2 separate regions of the Homo sapiens genome follow, and region 1 is linked to region 2. A link is a contact called in ENCODE Hi-C or POLR2A ChIA-PET data. All regions are on one chromosome and are shown on one strand. Each heading gives the region's core, a stretch centred on a gene start or an enhancer-like site at or near the end of the contact. The rest is flanking DNA. Distances are from core to core; before and after follow the strand shown.

Evidence for each region. A loop is a pair of places that touch in the nucleus more often than their neighbours do. ChIA-PET counts read pairs that join two places held with the same protein, here RNA polymerase II (POLR2A). Pooled maps may share reads with other maps.
Region 1: a pooled map shows a loop between it and region 2 (3-fold over the local background). The contact joins two enhancer-like sites. A Hi-C loop is called at or near these places in 6 of 50 pooled maps. POLR2A ChIA-PET finds 5 or more read pairs at or near these places in 2 of 52 experiments (CD4-positive, alpha-beta memory T cell and activated B cell).

The regions. Positions count from the first base shown.
Region 1 is chr1:160,766,449-160,770,771 of GRCh38, forward strand. No RefSeq gene overlaps it. Among named protein-coding and RNA genes, the nearest start is that of LY9, 28 kb to the right of the region's middle. RefSeq lists enhancers at 1,495-1,544, 1,575-2,024. Within about 2 kb of position 2,028, at least 7 of the 41 ENCODE cell types and tissues checked have a DNase peak (open chromatin) inside an H3K27ac peak, as active enhancers do.
Region 2 is chr1:160,546,769-160,551,496 of GRCh38, forward strand. It overlaps CD84 (CD84 molecule), which reads right to left. Exons shown (of 7, transcript NM_003874.4): 5 at 4,170-4,267; 6 at 3,149-3,211; 7 at 1-1,553. The coding sequence ends at 1,488. All of the region lies in intron 1 of CD84-AS1 (CD84 antisense RNA 1), which reads left to right. Among named protein-coding and RNA genes, the nearest start is that of CD84-AS1, 12 kb to the left of the region's middle. RefSeq lists enhancers at 1,503-1,772, 2,870-3,109, 3,940-4,169 and a silencer at 2,670-2,719. Within about 2 kb of position 1,528, at least 6 of the 41 ENCODE cell types and tissues checked have a DNase peak (open chromatin) inside an H3K27ac peak, as active enhancers do.

The DNA of each region.
Region 1 (4,323 bases), core at 778-3,277, 220 kb after region 2:
CTAGTTATCTAAAACTGTACATTATTGTTAACTGTAGTCATCCTAGAGTGGTATAGAACACTATAACTTATTCCTCTTATTCCTCCTATCTAGCTATAATTTTGTAATCTTTAACAAGTCCTTCCTTATCCCTCCTCTCTGCGTTTTTGTTCTATTCAGGTCCTCGATAGATGTGTGATGCCTGCCCTCATTGGTGAGGGCAATCTTCTTTACTTCATCTACTGATTCCAATGCTGATGACCTCTGAAAACACCCAGCAACAATATTTTATCTGGTATCTGAGCATCCCTTAGCCCAGTCAAGTTGACACATAAAATTTACCATGACAAGGACCAAGAGTTGTTTTCCCTCTGCCAAGGTAGATCCTGTATAAGGCAGGGACAGCCGCATGGGATAGCTTCCAGAAGGGACAATCCTGGAGCTGAGTTAGTCTGGGAAGAAAGCAAACAAGATGAGGACAGGGAGAGATGAAGGTGAGGCCCAGAGGCTAACCACTAAGATCTCCACTTCAAAGATGGGCAGACAGCAAGGCAAGTGGTTGAGGCAGTTAAGAGGAGACATTGGTGTGGATCCTGGCTCTACTTTAGGGCTGAGGCTACCTAAAGTTTTTGCTTTTGCTCTTCCATGCATACCACCTCCATCCCAAACAAGGCAGAATAAAAAACCAGGGGTGAGCTGGCTTAGAGCACCAGGAAAACGAAAGGAAAGGATGTGTAATTAAAAAGGGGAAAAAGAAGAAAAAACCCATGCTACCCACAGTGGTTAGTCACTAATCTGCATTACTTTCACCACACTGAAAACTTGGAGAGGAGAGAGGAAGAGATACAGAGAGGGGAGGGGGGAGAGAGAGAGAGAGAGAGAGAGAGAGAGAGAGAAAGAGATAGAGAAAGAGAGAGAGAAAGAGAAAAGCAACTCTGGACGTCATGTATCTTCTCTTAGTCCTATGACCATGAGCAAAATGCTTAGTTTCTTGGAACCTCAGTTTTCTCTTCTATAAAATGTGAAAGATACTTTCTACCTCATAGGATTGTAGTGAGATTAAAGGTAAAGATAATCATACACGTAAAGTGTTCAGCAGAGTATAACATCACAGTCCTTCGACAGAAGTTACCTCATCATAAAGAGACTACTGGCTAATTATATAGATTCCATTCAGAACTGAGCCTCTAGAACTTTAAGTATAAAGAGTAACTGAAGACCTGAGAATAGCAGTTAATCATATCATTATAAAGTTGAGGCATATAATAAGAGGCAGCTGACCAGTGCTCACAGATCAAGCAAAGTAGCAAACACTCCCCTCTGTGTCATTCACTCATTCACGCCACCCTTACAGAAGGCTTGTCAGCTATAAGGCTCTGAGCTGTTCCTCCCCTCACTCCTCCGGTGCTCTTTCTAGCTCCTCCTCTTTGCTGTGTTCTCCATGTTCCCTCCCAGTCACTTGCATGCTGGGACCTGTGCATCTCCCCAGGAGCAGAAGCAAGCCTTGCTGAGTCAGGCTGCTAAACGGACTTTCTGGTTCTGGAGGTTCTGCAGGCCCAACTGTCCTGTGGGTACAACTCTGCCTGTCTCCTCCTGGTCAGTTAGGGACCTAGCACAATCCCTCTGATTGCTTGGCTCTGTGGAGAGCCTGTTCCCTGCTCCCATCTCACTTGGACCCAGTGAATTTCATTCATTTCCTGCTTTGCCTGGTCCCTGGATCTGTCTGATGCCTACTGGTCAAGCCCTGGTCTGACTTCCTACCCAGCCTCATACCCTCCAATCCAGGCAGCCTCCTCGCCACTATGACAACCGTAGGGTCTGGAAGGCCCCATGGGAATGTAAGCTTCATAAACGGAGGGAATTTTTGTCTGTTTCCTTCACTTTTCTCTTCCCAGACCTAAATCAGTCCCAAACATCTATTTAAAACTTACACAGAGAATTTTGGAGCTGGAAGAGACTCTAAGGATCATGTAGTCTAACTCCCTCATCTCAGAGAGAGAAAATGAAAGCAAGGTCACAATGCAGGCTGATGGTGACAGGATCCTCCAAGCCACACAGCAAGCCCTGGGTTAGCTCACTGCTGCCTCCTCTTGGCCCAGCTGGCAAACCATGCACATATTCAGCAATTTTACTAGTCTGTTTCTTGTTTTGTTGTCTGTTTTTCAATAAAATATAGAACCTTATGAAAATACCTGCACATTAAGCTTCATGAACACTGAGGAAAACACACAGTATTTCCTCTTCTTCTTCTTCTTCTTTTTTTTTTTTTTTTGAGATGGAGTCTCACTCTGTTGCCCAGGCAGGAGTGCAGTGGTGCAATCTTGGCTCACTGCAACCTTCATCTCCTAGGTTCAAGCAATTCTCCTCCCTTAGCCTCCTGAGTAGCTGAGGAGCTGGGATTACAGGTGTGCACCACTACACCCAGCTAAATTTTGTATTTTTAGTAGAAATGGGATTTCACCATGTTGGCCAGCTGGTCTCAAACTTCTGACCTCAGGGGATCCACCTGCCTCAGCCTCCCAAAGTGCTGGGATTACAGGCATGAGCCACCGCACCCGGCCTTACACACAGTATTTCTGTAGAGTAAAACTGTTGAATGGAATCTGCTTCTTAAAGTCTTCTAAGGGAAGAATATTGAGGTAACATAATCTGAATGAGAGTCTAAAAAGAATACAAGGAAAAGAATAGCTTAGAAGGCAAAATATAAGGCTGTATGAATAGAAAGGAAATAGATACCCCTGAATTTTGTGTCCATTTTTCAATTTCCTTATTGCTTCGAAATTTAAAATAAACATCAGCAGGGATGTGAACTCTCCCTAGCCAAACCCAGAACTGTGGGAAAGGCAAACAGCAATGGATAGGTTGCTTCTCTCACAGAGACTTTCATTCATTCATTCTGTTTTTGTTTTTGTTTTACATTCACTTACTCTGTAAGACAAAGTAGCAAACATAAGAGGCCATGTTTGCTCATTCAGCTGCCAGCAGAATTTCACAAAGCCCCTGACTCAGTGACTGAGGACAGCCCTTCGGAAGGATGCCCTGAAGATGATAAGAAGGATGGAGCCCAGGTTACCACATCTCTTACCTAAATCACTGCATTTTTAGAAAAGATAAATTCAATGATCCTGGCCTTTGTCTTTTTGCTGTACATAAGATAATGGTTGACAGGATTAATCATTATGCCTCTGTAATCTATAACTAGATGTACCCTTGCACCCAAACTTTGGTGAAATTTTGCTCTTACATAACTTTTGAGCACAGGCAGAATGACTGTCACCTTATGTATAAGCTGTAGGCTGAAACACTGCTTTGGAGCAGTCTAACAGAAACTCTCCGAAAGACTCTCCTGGGTTGCCAACCTCAGTAAGACTAAATAAAACTCACTTTAATTCTTTAAAAACTTGGCTTTTCTTTAGTTGACAAGTGTTTCAGCAAGTATTTAGTGAGCACCAACTATGTGCTATGGCCAAGAAGCAGGGATGGATAAAGCATGACCCCTAACTTCAAAGAGCTCACAACCGATGGAAAAACAAATGGGTCAAGAAGCAACTTGACACAGATTGAGCCAGATGGAGAAAGGTCAATGAGTCCCCTCGAGGAGAAAGAAAAGCAAGGTCATAACACAGAGACATGTGTAGTGACCGTGGGGCTTTAATGGCTGTACTTTGGGGTGTGGAGAGAGTGGGTAAAACTACAGAGATGCCAGATTGTAGCAATCTGTTTACTTTTCGGCTAAGAAAAATGAAGGGGGCTTTTCCAACAATTTGTTTTTGCATAGTCTGAACTGTCAACTTACTCTTTCATAGGGTGGTAATCGATCTGCTCCTAAGGGTCATTAGTCGTTTCCTCCTCTTTCAACCTGTTCTCACCTCCTCCTGTCACACAGCAAGGGCATCTGGCAGCACCAAGGCAGGAAGCCTTCAGATACATACAGTTCATACTTCACACCTAAAACAATTTCCAGTAGACACTCACTTCCCTGGCTTTTTGTGGGTAAGTGGCAGGATTTGAGCTCTTCTCTTCTAGTGCAATCTCAGAGCTTTCAGTATCTTGGGACCTTTTCCAGCAGGCATTAGCTTCTCTATCTTGGGACCCTTTCCAGCAGGCATTAGCTTCTCATTTTGCTACCCCGAAGTTAGGGGCCAGGAGATGAAGCATTCCACTCCTACAAAATGCTGGTGACTTGAAGAGCTCAAAAACAGGCATTGTACTAATTCTTCCTTCTCCTTCACATTCAGACGGCAGGCTGCCGCCCAAGAGTTAAGGGGTTCTGGTTCTCTTCAGACGCAAAGAGTGAATAGTGCTCTGTGGCAGAGGTTTGTATTTATACGTCTATGCCTTTAA
Region 2 (4,728 bases), core at 278-2,777:
TGCAGTTCAGCGTTAACTGTAGTGTCTGTGCTGGAATTGTCTCCTGAGCTACACAAGAGCAGACATTATGCACATCTTCTACTTTGGGGCCTTGCAGCTCCTAACATAGTGCTAATGGTAGTTGGTGCTAGATGAGTCTATGGATTCATTTACTGGGACTGATGTCTTTATCTGCCTAATTGCAGCCCATTGCTGTCCAGCCTAGGACTATTCATTGGGATTTAGGAGTTAGCCGATTATACTTGCTAACACATAAGGGAAACACTTCCTTAAATGATCATATGAATGTCTTGCTCAGTTGTGAATGATTCTTCCTCATTGAGGAGAGTTAATGCCTGTGTAAGCTGGCTGGTGATCTGTTTGTGGGGCATGCCAGGGTGGCGGCACTCTGCCTCAGCTTAAACTCTAGTTCTCTGAGTCTTTGGAACTGGGATGAACCCAGTTTCATCATCTGCACCATCATCTCCCAAGTTCCTTCTGGAGAATGACTCTGCTTCTTGCAAGGTCTTCTATTTTGATGGTTGGATTATACCCAGTTCCCCAGAAGTGTGAGAAATATAAGCTGGTCAGTTCCTTTTGGAGAGTGGGAATACTGGGCATGGCTGCTTCTTCTGCTGAGGCTGCTTGGAGTGATACAGAAGGAAATCTTGGCCAGAAAGAAAATCCTATAAGGCTTCTGAAGTAGCACTCCAAGAAAAGTGTCCCAGCAGTCTCTAGACCCTGCAGAAAGAACATTTTCCAACACTCCATTTGGAGAGTGTGTCTACATGGCTGAGAGCCACAACTCTGACAGAGACCCACACAGCACTGTCATCTGTGTTTGGACTTACTAAGCCTGTTATGCCCTGCACAAAGATTCCCAGACAAAGGGATGAGTGTGCTTATATGCAGCCCACATTCTGCTCTCCAAGCCATGCACTCGGGGGAAGGGCTGCATCTGCCTCAAGCGAAGGGTACATTTTCCTAATTTGCTCAAGATGCGTGGTGAAGGCCACGCACCAGGGATCTTCACACATACTGACTGTGAGCAGAGCATCTTGGCTGGTGTGCCATGGCCTATTACAGGTGTGCAAAATATTGATCCCCTTCTCCCACAGTTACTGGGCAGGGTTGTTACCTCCAGTCACAAGAGGCCTCTAGTCATATGCAGCTTCCAGAAGTGAGCAATCTTGCTTGTTTATCCCAGTGTGCCATAAAAATATTATTTTCTACATGTGCTATGATGGGAAGAAGTTTGGGAAAACTATACTAGGTAACCTGCTTTGTCATTCATTCAGAAGGGAGTCATTTCAGGAAGGGTATGCATCCATTTGTCCATTTAGGCACAAGCTATGCCCAGCAGAAGGTTTCCTGCTTTGCTTACAGGCTGAGATGTGGCAGTTTGCAATCTCCCAGTAAGAGTTGGGCAGAGAAGATCTGGATCCAGGGAACCTGCCAGTATTGGTGGTTGTAACTCAGTTTCCAGAGGGAGAATTCAGCCCAGCAGCCTAGATCACAATTTCATAGCTTGAAGTCCCAGGAGGTTTACTGTCCTGTGTGCTGGCTTTCCCCATCTGTGCAGGAGAGAAGCGTGAGAAAATGTTAACTGAGAGGTGCTGCTGGGGAACTCCAGTCCTGCAAGTTCCCAGAGGAGTTAAGCAAATGGCACGGGGGAATGCCTTAGATTTGCCTCATGCTGGGGAAATCTGGGGTAGCAGGGCCTTGTTCTTTGCTGAGTCCCTCATGTCTGCTCCAGCTACCCCCCATTTGGGAGGCCCTGAGCAATTAACTTCTTAGCCCAGAAAAGAGCAATGGGAGGGAATGGGGGCGGGGGCATATTTGGAATGGATTTTGATTATAGACTTGAGGCAACATTCAGGTTCAAGCTACCTGCATTCCTTGTTCCTAGTTGACCCCTAGTTTTTTTGTATCCCAATAACTCCACTTTCACCTATACATAGTGGGGACTCACTGCCAGCATCTCCTGTGCTCTAGGCATTTAGAGGGCTGCAAACAATCTTCCCATTGGTTTGAGGAGTCTTAGGTTTTCAATTAAATACTGACCCAATAATTGTTATCTAACTTGTCTTTAAGGATTTATCTTGAGATGTCACAATCCAGGATTCCATGATTAATCCCTCGAATTTTATCTCCTTCTAAGTTAAGTTACTCTTGTTCCTCCAACTCTCCTTGAGATCCTGGCACAAATATGCTGGGCACCCTGACCCTCACTTCTTGCCTGTCCTCCTTTTCTTCTCCTCTTCTTTCCTCATTCCTCCCCTTCTTTTTCTTTCCCTCCTTCCCTCTCCTGATCACTAAGAAAGTAAATGTCCCTCTATCTGGTTGTCCAGTCCATTTGGCTTATCTTTTCAAGCAAACTGCCCTGTGCTTCAAGTCCTCCTTAAAAGGAAGTAGCACTGCCCTGCTTGTCGAGCTCATAGATGTCCTCCCTATTGCCTTATAGGATCACTCTCAATTCGTACTCAGTTTAGCTTCCTGCTTGGTAACTCAGCTATTAAACAGGAATACTTAGAAAACATGATTCTTTAAGCAACCCTAAAGCTGTCCTGATTGTAGCAGCAGTGAGGACCTTCAGATAGTGACAATCCCTCCTTAGATCCCCAAAATTTAAAGTCCTGTCAGAGGGCTTTGCATATGACAGAGAAGGACATAAGGCACAGGCATAAGGCACAAGGCACTTGGCACTACAAATGGTTGTGCAGGCTGCGTGTGGTAAAAGAGCAGCTGAGGGAGCAAATGAACTGAAATTCAGCTTCTGCTCCATTGCACCCATCTGGGCATCTGGCATGGGCCTGTGTTTGCTCAGAGGGAAGCACCTGTTTTCTCATTTTCACACTGTGAGCTAGCAGTGACCCCAGGTATTATACGGGATGGAGTTCCCATACCGTAGTTCAGAGGCATAGGGACTTCTGCATTTGAAGGGTGGGATCAGCATCCCAAGTAAGATAACTCGTGGATGGCCATTGACCTAGGGAGTGGGGCTTTGTGCATGGGTGGAAGTACATATAGACCAAAAACCTAGGCAGTGGGTCCTGAGAACTACAAGGAGTCCCAGGGGAACCAGCTAGCCCCTGGTTGGATGGACCGGGTGCACCAGAATGGCTGGAAGAGTTAGGAAAGCAAGGATAAAAAGCCAGAAAGGGGTTACCTTATCAGCAAACTGCACTTCGGAATAAACTGTGTTCACTGGCTCTTCCTTGGAGGGAAGCACCTGTAAAACACACATCTTCCCCTCAGTGAGGGAGCCCAGGCCCATCTACAAGTCCCCTTTCCTAATTCTGCCTCTACCCACCATCCTTCCCTGGTCCCACATTTACTGGGTGGCCTCCCCTTTGGCCTCAGTTCTGCCTCCATCCAACTCTGGAGAGGCTTAGGATCAGGAAGGGATAAGGTGGGGGTGAATGGGTAGCAGTTGGGCAGGGTCTCGGGGGTGAAAAACCTCAGGGGCCAAGAGGAGGGATCCCATGGTTCAGGATGAGTCCTGCTCAGTCAGGATTTTAGCTTTCCATGGGCTCTATGGATCCAGCTGCCCTATCAGTCCAAGCACAGCGCTAGACTGACCAGGCAGACCTCAGTCTCCCCCTTGATTCCTTGCAGACTTTAAGGAGGCAGGCTGGTGGGGACACAGGAGAGGGCGATCCAGGGTGGAGGGGAGGGAGGGGCAGGCAGGTAAAGGGCGGATGGGAGGAGGGGTGTGGAACAGTGACTCTGAGTCTGAGGAAAGCAAGCCGCTGCTGCTAGACCAGGAGGGGCATTCAAGGGAACTTGTCTGTCAGTTCTGTTGCCTCGTAGCCCCCTTAGCAACCTGTTCACCACGTTGGTAGTCACATAGCAGCCCTCACCTCACTCCAGTAGCTCCTCTGTTGTGTGGCCCCTCTAGGGGGCGCCTTGCTCCTAGTCATGGCTCATCTAACCTGGAGCCGGGCCCACTGTGGGACACTCAGTGCCTCAGCCCATGGAGGCTGCCATGGGGTGACAATGGGTCACGTTCCTGTCCTCATAGAAAGATCCGTGGCATCACTTCCCTGACATGGTATTTCCTGGTTGGAACCTCTGGACTCTTGGCCGTGGCTGCTTTCTAGACAACAACAAGCAGAGGCAATGGCTGCCCATGACTCCCTGTCATGGAGATGGTGGCACAGGGGTGTCCATGAATTGCATCAGCTCACCTTGGACTGCAGGATTTCATCATAGATTCTGGACTCTGCTGGCTGGGTGTTCCTTGAAGCCATGATATATGTGTATATGGTTTTCTTTGAGGCAGCATCTGTCTCACAAATAAATATAGACCCACAGTCTGTGAAAGGTGGTTTTTTTAGCAATGATCTATTCCAATGTTCTCTTTTTAAGATGAAGAAAGGAAGCCCCCAGGGATTAAATGGCTGCCATCCTTTGAAATGGATGCTTGGATCCTCAGAATGTCTCAGGAGTCACTTGGCTGAGGCCTCACCCACAGGTCAATGGGAATTCTCTTCTACTCTAGAGTCCAGATTAGGCCAAAGACAATTTCCCCAACCCCTCCCTGTGTGGCCAGTCAAATGTAGCTCTTCTACCCAGGATCTCCCTTCATGTTTCTGACACTTACCACTGACTGTCTTGCATGGCTAGTTGACTTTCCATGTCACGGTCTTAGTTTTTTAACTTGATTGATTCTTTCTAGTTATATACTATTTTACATTCTTTTGGTGCAGACCTTGCTGTAACCATCTCAATGTTAAGCCCATAGTA